Linked DNA regions of Homo sapiens: region 2 is linked to region 1. Evidence: chromatin loops called from intact Hi-C (ENCODE). Cell type or tissue: endothelial cell of umbilical vein. All regions are shown on one strand. Each heading gives the region's core, and the rest is flanking DNA. Links, peaks and the distances in the headings are about the cores only. Region 1 overlaps CCDC97 (coiled-coil domain containing 97). Region 2 overlaps AXL (AXL receptor tyrosine kinase).

Evidence for each region. A loop is a pair of places that touch in the nucleus more often than their neighbours do. Peaks named below come from ENCODE experiments on the same cell type or tissue, not always from the same donor. Only the 100,000 strongest peaks of a DNase experiment are listed, where the experiment ranks them.
Region 2: it touches region 1 in a loop (2.0-fold over the local background); 2 of 110 quality-filtered maps call a loop at or near these places.

Annotation. Positions count from the first base shown.
Region 1 is chr19:41,320,843-41,323,342 of GRCh38, reverse strand. CCDC97 (coiled-coil domain containing 97) reads right to left here. Exons shown (of 5, transcript NM_052848.3): 5 at 1-748. The coding sequence ends at 628. Among named protein-coding and RNA genes, the nearest start is that of CCDC97, 12 kb to the right of the region's middle. RefSeq lists an enhancer at 1-191 and silencers at 290-776, 945-1,239, 1,325-1,619. In endothelial cell of umbilical vein, for the core only: a CTCF peak has its summit at 1,407 (motif pointing left); DNase peaks (open chromatin) are centred at 162 and 1,402; H3K27ac peaks cover 1,496 bases.
Region 2 is chr19:41,220,559-41,227,242 of GRCh38, reverse strand. AXL (AXL receptor tyrosine kinase) reads right to left here. Exons shown (of 20, transcript NM_021913.5): 2 at 6,385-6,607; 3 at 5,997-6,097; 4 at 5,187-5,363. Among named protein-coding and RNA genes, the nearest start is that of AXL, 4.7 kb to the right of the region's middle. RefSeq lists enhancers at 2,057-2,992, 4,867-5,804. In endothelial cell of umbilical vein, for the core only: no CTCF peak of the experiment used is centred there; DNase peaks (open chromatin) are centred at 622 and 1,392; H3K4me3 peaks cover 1,095 bases; H3K27ac peaks cover 2,500 bases.

The DNA.
Region 1 (2,500 bases), core at 1-2,500:
GCCTAGAGAGGTGGAAATGTACAAGTAGAAAGAAGAGGCCCAGAGTGAGGCAGAAGGAGAGATGGGAACCTAACAGAAGCAAGGAGGCTCTGAGTGTGAGACACAGCGCAGACATAAACAGAGAGGGGGAGACAGACAGCACGGGAGGCAGCTGCGCTGGGGCCTAGGGGTCAGCACCGGAACCAAACTGGCCACTTCCAGCCACGAAAGGCCCTGCCAGCTGGCCTCCGGCAAGGGGAGGACTTTCACCTTGGGCCCTGCGGTGGAGACAGAGCCTAAGGCAGAGAGAGAGGGGGAGAAAGGGAGAGACAGCCAGCCAGAGCACTGGAAAGAGGGAGCGGGGGTAGGGAGAGAGACAGAAAGACAGAAAGAGACAGAAAGAAGCCCAGACAGACACCAAGAAAGACAGAGGCAGGAGACAGGGTGGGAGAGATGAGAAAGGGAACCCCAGAAACAGTGGGGGTGGGGGTTGTCTGAGATGAGACTAGACCCAGTGAGATGGTGGTGTGTGTGGGTTGTGGGGCACTGCCCTGATGTCCCCCTAGAGAAAGGGTCACTGAGCAGGCCTGGAATCAGCTGCCTTGTTGGGGATGGGGATGGGGCAGGCGGTGGGAAGGGTGGCGGCCATCAGTCCCCATCCAGCTCTGGGCTGGGCGCATCCTCAGGTTCTTCCTCATCAAAGTACCTCTCCTCCTCATCCCGTGCCACGATGTCGAGGTTGTCGAAGTCGGGGTTGTCGTCTACTGTGCTGCAGGAGGAGGAGGCTGTCAAGGACTGGGTCTCCCTGGGACCCTCGGATGCCCAGGTCAAAGGCCTGGGGCACCCTGATGTCAAAGGCCATGTGCTGGCAGCCGTCAGAGCTGACCCTCCCAAGGGAGATAGTGTTTAAAACTCTCAGGGTTTAAAACTCAAGGGAACATTTTCCAAATCAGAGTTTGCACAAAAACTCTGGGCTGGGCATGGTGGCTCATGCCTGCAATCCCAGCACTATGGGAGGCCAAGGCAGGAAGATGGCTTGAGCCCAGCAGTTGGAGCCCTGGGCAACAAAGGGAGACCCTGTCTCTACAAAAAAATTGAAAAAGTAGCCAGGCGTGGTGGTGAGCACCTGTAGTCCCAGCTTACTCAGTTGGCTGAGGCGGGAGGCTCACTTCAGGCCAGGAGGTCAAGGCTGCGGTGAGCTATGATCAAACCACCACATTCCAGCCTGGGTGACAAAGGAGACCCTGTCTAAAAAAAACCCCAAAGCTCTAGTTTTTCTTAAAAAGCTGTAAAATGTGGCGACACATGGGCTTACATTCTCAAGCAGGCAGTGGCTCTCAACAAAGAACCACTTGGGGGTAATTTTGCCCCCACGGCATTTTGACATTTTGACGTCATCACTGGGGGCTTGCTACTGCCCTCCAGTGGATAGAGGCCGGGATTAGCCAGAGCTGACCACAGGCAGGACAGCTGCCCATGCCCTAAGGCAGCAAGTAAACCCAGCAGCACGCACTTGGGTTGCCAAGCCTAGCTTGATTTGGCCACTCAGAGATCTCCTACCCCCTTGCGACCCCTTGCGACTGCTCCAGCCCCTTCTGCCCCTTGGTGCTGCTGGGGGCTCTGGCACCTACTATGGCCTCTGCCAGGAATGCTCCTCCCACTTCCTGCAGGCCTTTGCTGTCAGCCCCTCAGAGAGGCCTTCCCTAGCCACCCTGTCACTCCCCTCCCACTGCTTCACTTTTCCTCATGGCCCCATCACCATGAAGTGCTAGAAAATTCTAGATCTTCCTCACTAGAGTGGGACCCCTTTTCAGGCAGGGAAGCCTTTCGTTGGTTTTGGTCCCCGCCTTATCCCCAGAGCCTGTGGACATCACAGATGCTCAGCACATGCCAACTGAATGCACGGATGGGGGACACGTCGGGGCCACTGCTGCCCTCCCGAGGCAACACACTGTGGTCCCTGCCACCCCCAATTTCCTCCTGGGCCCTGGCTTGGGAACAGCAGTGATGCCTGCTGAATGAGGGTCCCCATGGTCCAGGCCCTCTGCTCACCACTTTGCGTGCAGGAACTGGGGCTCTGAGCAGGCCTGCCTGGCTGGAAGTGGAGCAGCCAGATTCCATTCAAGAGCCAGGGATCCCAGAATGGGAGGAGGCTCTGGTGACCATGGCTGGGCCCCACGGCAGGGGCAATCACAATTCCCACTTTCCTGATGAGCCCACCTCAGGACGGACGTAGGGTCCGCTTATGTGTGGTCACACATTTCACATGTCATCGGGGCTGGATGTGAAACCAAGGAGGGTCCTCTGCTGCTGGGCCCAGTGTTTGGGACCACAAGGCAAAGCTACCTTAAATGACAAAACCAATCTTTGACTGACACATCACTCTCCTGGGTCCTTTTCCAAAGCAGGTGGCCCACGTGTCTCAGCCCTGGGGTGCTACTGGAGAAATGAACAACTGTAACTGTGGGGGCAGCCAGTGCAGGCCCCTCCATGCCGGGCATGAACTTTGCCAGGGGTTACT
Region 2 (6,684 bases), core at 237-2,736, 96 kb after region 1:
GGCTCTTAGAGAACGTATCCTGGTGAATAAGGGGAATCCCCCAACACAGATACACGTAGAAACATAGACACCCCCCTCCCCCAGCACACACACACAATGTCTGCGCTAGGATGTAAGAAGGACCAAGTTTTTCGTTTTGTTTTTTGAGACAGGTTCTTGCTCTATCTCCCAGGCTGCAGTACAGTGGCACAATCACGGCTCACTGCTGCCTTGACCTCCAGGGCTCAAGCGATCCTCCTGTCTCATCCTCCCAAGCAGCTGGGACTACAGGCGGCCACCACACTTGGCTAACTTTTCAATTTTTTTTTGTAGAGAAGAGGAGAGTCTCACCACGTTGCCCAGGCTGCTCTCAAACTTCTGGCCCCAAGCGATCCTCCCGCCTCGGCCTCCCAAAGTGCTGGATCGCAGGCAGAGCCACTCGGTGCCCGGCCCTGGGACCAAGTCTTGTAAGTGCGACTGCAGTTCTGCGTGTTGTTTACGCGTGTGCTTGTGCATCTGTGTTTGTGTTTCTGAGCTGGTATGTTTGTGACCCTGCGTGTATCTGTGGATGGTGTGTACGTGCATGTGTTGAGTATCTGTGTACGTGTCTCTCGTGTTTGCTCCGTGCGTGTACGCCTCTGTTCCCACCGCGTTGGCAAGGGAGGCTCTCCATCCGCAGACACAAAGTTTCCTTTTCTCCGTCAGCGGAGGGAGTGGAATGGTGCAAAGTCTGCAGAGGCCGGAAAGGGGAGGGTAGGGGAGCTCCTCAGTCGCGGCTTCCTAGGTGGCCGTTCCCAGACAAGGTCAGGTGCCCGCTCCCGCAGCCTCCGCGCCCTGAAGGCCCCGCGCCCGCAGCCCCCGCGCCGCCCGGAGGAGAAACAGTACAGTCCCGGGCGGGCGGCCCGAGTGGGGGCGGGGAGCCTGGGTCGGGTCCAGCCACCTGGCACGTGGGGCCCCGCCAGGGTCAGCGCGCGGGAGCTGGCGCCGCCGGCCGGAGAAGCCCTGGGGCTGGAGGTGGGTTCTGGAGCCGGGTCCCGTTCCGACCGCAGCATTCCTGCCCCCGCGTGAGTCACCGGGGGCACCTCCCCACCCCAGCGCTTCCGGCCGGCTTCGGGGGCGCGGAGCCAGAGCCGGGATCCCCCTTCCCAGGCCCCAACGGCCGCACCTTGAGTGAAGGGGACAGGAGGAACTGGGACCCCTTCCCCTCCAGAAGGTTCTTGCTTTACCGCAAGACGACAGGAGCAGGCCGATTCCAGATGTGCTTTCCAGATGTCCTGACCATCCCCCCACAACCCCTGCTCTCCGCCCCAGCTTTTCCAGAGAATGAGAGGGATGGAAGGAGGAGGGGCACGCCCTGAGTCAGATAGAGGGACAGACGCACACAAACGGACGAAATTCCTTCACACAGCAAACCCCCCCACACACACACTCACAATGAATCACACTTAAACACACAGGGGCTGTTATTAGCACAGAAGACGCAGCGCTTGGTAAGTTAACGGCACACAGATATGCAAGGGCTGATGTCACAAACACAGTGACACAAAAACACCGTGACTCACACATATACACGCGGGCTGACACTGATGTACATTCATAAAGAGACATGTATGCATACAAGCCAACGTGGGACAAACACATAAACACACAGTCACACATGTACACATTGATTACAAACACCTAGCGACGCAATGTACATCTAGGCTGATGCCAACACACACAGAAACTTAAATGTCCCTGTATATTCAGAGACACACACCACGTAACAGCGTACATGGAGTTGAGGTGGACAGATAGATACACACCAGGACACAATGAAGGGTCATTTTGACCTGCTCAGACACAGACACACCGACGCGTACACCTCACAGCCAAGCCTCCATCTACGCCATAAGATGGAGCTGGATGCGCCCAGGTTTCATGTTCACCCAGACACAGACTGATACAAAAACACATTTGCGCTGGGTGCGGTGGCTCACGCCTGTAATCCCAGTACTTTGGGAGGCCGAGGCCGGTGGATCACTTGAGGTCAGGAGTTTGAGACCAGCCTGGCCAACATGACAAACCTGTCATGAAACCCTGTCTTTACTAAAAATACAAAAATAAGCCAGGCGTGCCTGTAATCGCAGCTCCTCAGGAGGCTGAGGCAGGAGAATCCCTTGAACCCCGGAGGCGGAAGTTACAGTAAGCCAAGATCGTGCCACTGCACTCCAGCTTGGGTGACAGAGTGAGACTCCGTCTCAAAACAAAAACCCCAAAAAACAAAAAAACACAGTTTCGTAGATGCGCAGGCCTGATGCAGACACACAAGGATGGAGACACTGCCATGGACACATAGATTGACACAGAGACACATCTATACGCTGACTGGTAAGCATCCTTAGGTCATGTACTCAGAGGCAGCAGGGGCCAGTGCACACACAGGGAGACCAGAGAGAAGCAGAGGGTGCTGTTACACACACACACACACACACAGGTCTGTGACTACAGTCATACACCAACATGCTTACCCTGTGACATATACACACACGCCACAGAGACATCTATGGACACACACAGAAAGCTGGTAAGAGGCTGAGGGTTGAGAGCAGTGGCTCACGCCTGTAAATCCCAACACTTTGGGAGGCCGAGGCGGGAGGATCACTTGAGGCCAGGAGTTCAAGAGCAGCCTGGGCAACATGGCGAGACTCTGTCTCTACCAAAAAATTCAAAAACTATCTGGGTATGGTGGCACATGCCTATAGTCCCAGCTGCTTGAGGGGTGGGAGGGTGCTGAGGTAGGAGGATTGCTTGAGCCCAGGAGGTGGAGGCTACAGTGAGCCATGATCACAGTACTGCACTCCAGCCTGGGTTACACAGCGGGAGCTTATCTTGAAAAAAAATAAGGGGGAAAAAAGGTGGTAAGAAACACAAGTTATCCATGGACACGTTCTGATTCTGCAAGGGAACACAAGCTCTCACTAGGACACTCTCACACCCATAGCTGCACACCTGTGGGCTGACACTACCACCTCCATACAGAGAGGTGTGCACCATAGCCCCAAACCCACTACCCTCCAGGCACACTTTACTTTCATACAGTGAGTCCCAGCTGTGAACACACAAACACAAAAAAGAGGGACAGACACAGGCTGACACTGGTACACTCCATCATGCGCACACACACAGACACCCACACACGGGCAACCCCTAAGAAACGTAGAGAGAGAGACATGCTATAAAGATCCAAACACATATTGGGACAGAATCCAAGCTGAAGGAAATATATTTAGTCACACACACACACACACACACCACACATGGGACATCCACAGAAGTCCACCCTCGCCAAGGCACACCCTCACACAGAGGTTGTGCTGACGGATACACTAACACTCAGATCCAGAACACACAGATATCCAGACACCCCACCACCACCACACAGACATGCACAGATCCTCACACCTGTGCAGCCCCCATTTCTCTCCCTCCCCTCCCCTTCTCATGGGACCTGCCAGGCTGACTCATGCCCGATCCCCAACCCTGGTCCCTACTCAGCCACTCGAGCCATGGGCCTGAGTCACTCCTCTGGGGTCAGCATGCTCACCAGGTCTTCCTTGCAACTCAGGGTCCCAGGAATGCTGAGAATGTGAGCTCCTCCCTCCACCCTGGAGACCCCCAGTCAGAAGGCCCCTCCTCATTCCAGCAGAGAGAGGCAGCAGGTTGGGAGTGCGGGAAGCTGATGCCCTCCAGGCTGCAGCCTCCTTCCTTTACAGAGCCTCTGCCATCTGCTCCTCTGTCTTTCCTCCTTCAGTAGGGAGAACCCCCTGAATCCAGGGTCCCCCAGTGATGCCCCTGACCACTGCATAACCCTGAGCTCGGTCCTTCCTCGTCTGCATGGTGCAGAAGGGAATGGTCCCCAAGAAGGAGAGGGTTTCTGTCACTCCAACTTCCCTGTCCTGTCTTTCATTTTGTTTTGTTTTTCGTTTTGAGACAGAGTCTTGCTCTGTCACCCAGGCTGGAGTGCAGTGGTGTGATCTCGGCTCACTGCAACCTCCATCTCCCGGGTTCAAGCGATTCTCCTGCCTCAGCCTCCCAAGTAGCTGGGACTACAGATGCCCGTCACCACGCCTGGCTAATTTTTGTATTTTTGGTAAAGATGGAGTTTTGTCATGTTGGCCAGGCTGGTCTCGAACTCCCAGCCTCAAGTGATCCACCTGCCTCAGCCTCCCAAAGTGCTGGGATTACAGGCGTGAGCCACCATGCCCGGCCTCTCTGTCCTGTCTATGTTCATCTTGGGTCACTGTGGCCTGTCCCTTCCAGTGTATGTCATTCTATCTCTCTCTGTCTCCCACTTTCTTTTTTTTTTTTTTTCTTTTGAGATGGAGTCTCGCCCTGTCGCCCAGGCTGGAGTGCAGTGGCGCAATCTCGGCTCACTGCAAGCTCCGCCTCTCGGGTTCCTGCCATTCTCCTGCCTCAGCCTCCCGAGTAGCTGGGACTACAGGCGCCCGCCACCACGCCCGGCTAATTTTTTGTATTTTTAGTAGAGATGGGGTTTCACCGTGTTAGCCAGGATGGTCTTGATCTCCTGACCTCGTGATCCGCCCGCCTCAGCCTCCCAAAGTGCTGGGATTACAGGCGTGAGCCACCACGCCCAGCCTCTGTCTCCTACTTTCTTCCTGCTCTCTCTTCTTTGGGTTCCATCTCCCCAGTGGGGACCGGGCTGGACATCCTCCCTTTGACTGAGGCCAGCAGGCTTGTTAGGGCAGGAGGTGGGCCGGTTGTGGAGGGAGGCGGAGGAGAGGAGGGCACGGTTGATTCCGGTGCCCTGCTTGGGTCAAGGGCTGACAAAGGGGCACCAGGCCCACACGCACTCGAGCCATGGAACAGCTCAGAGGAAACCCAGGACAAAGAATTCTATTCAGAGAGAGGCCGGGGTGAATGGAGGGAGAGAGAAGCAGAGAGACAGAGAGAGAGACACATACAAAGAGAGACAGAAAGACACACACACCAAGAGACAGAAAGAGACAGAAAAAGGCATACGGAGAGAAATAAGATAGGTAGAGACAGAGAGGCAGAGACAGACTCAGAGGGAGAAACGAGAGAGACAGACAGTGAGGGACAGAAGGACAGTCAGACACTCACGCAGAGGTAGCAATGTTCCCTTGCTCCTGACTTCAGCCCTGCCCGGCCCCCTATTCGGAGCTGACCCACATCCCCGGACTCACCTGGAACATGCAGGCTGCGCTGGGGGCCGTGACCTGGAGCCGTGGCCAGGGGGACAGCATCCTGGAGCCAGAGTAGGTCCACGGGCTCTGGGGGTCCCTGAGCTTGGCAGCTCAGGTTGAAGGGGGTGTTGGCGGCCACAGTCCTGTCTTCGGGCTCCTCCAGGAAGTAAGGCAAGCCTAGCGGGGTGGGCAGTGGTAGAGGCTGGGGTCCCTCTGAGGCCCCAAGATGCCTGACTCACCACTAGGATGCTGTAGGCTTTGGGCAGCAAACCCACCCTGCAGGGTCATTGACTTGCCTTATCTGATCCCCGAGGGCACCTGAGCCATACCCAACACACACGTGACCCCAATATCTGATTCCTCCCATGTCAGACCCCCCACGATAGCTGAGCTCCTCATGTCTCTCTTCCAGAATGTCTGACAGCTCATCCTCATCTCATTCTATGGATGAGAAAAAAGAGACCGCTGGGGTCGTGGGGACAGGGGTACGTTGCGTGCCTCTGACGCCTTATCTGAAGACCAGAATGGCCTCCTGTGACCTGATGGTGTCTGATGCCTAGGACATCCAACTACCCCCAAGAAGTCTTTTCACCCAGAACATATAATCCCCCAGCCTTGGCACCATAACTTATATGGACTCCCAGCTTCTTGACCACCCAAAACTCTGACATTCTTAGGCTGTATGACGCTAGGTTCATCCTGAATCCTCCAGCACCCTTTGACCTTGACCCCTCAGGATTCCTGACTTCCCACAACCTATGAGCGCCACATGTCCTCTGACCCCTCAGGACCCCTGACCCCAGAGCTCACCCTCCAGCCCAACATAGCCAGGCTGGGACACGAAGGTCTGATGTCCCAGAAACACCAAACACTGGTACTGTCCCGTGTCGGAAAGCTGCAGGGAGGTGATTCTGACAGGGCAAGAGGAGAGACAGAGAGGTTCAGGGTCAGAGCTGGACACTGGGAGGGGGTCTGTCAGAACGGAAAGAGGGTGTCCAGTCTGGAAGCTCATGACAACCACGAAGTATGTCCTATTATTAACTCATTTTGCAGAAGAGGAAAACGAAACCTAGAGGTTCCATCACATGCTCAAAGCCGCACGGCTGACAAGTGGTCAAACTGGGGTTCCCACCCAGGTGGGCTTTCTGCCCTCTGTGTGACGGAGGTGGGAGTGGGATTCGGGGATGTGGCCACACACCTGAGCTGGCTGACCACTATCCAGTCATCCTGTTCATCCTCACCCAGGGGCACCTGGGTCTGGGTGCTGTCCGCGAGCTCCAGGATCTGTCCATCCCGAAGCCAATGTACCTCGGGGGGCTCTCCCTGAACCTGGAGCTGACACCGAAGGGTGCCCGTGAGTCCCCGGGCACCTGTGATATTCCCTGGGTTGCCCACGAAGGGACTTTCTTCAGCCTGCGTGCCTGGAGGGGAGATGGGAAGAGTTAGCTTAGGAACCCCCCAGCTCCTTCCGGCCCTCAGTTCCACCCTGTCCTTGCCT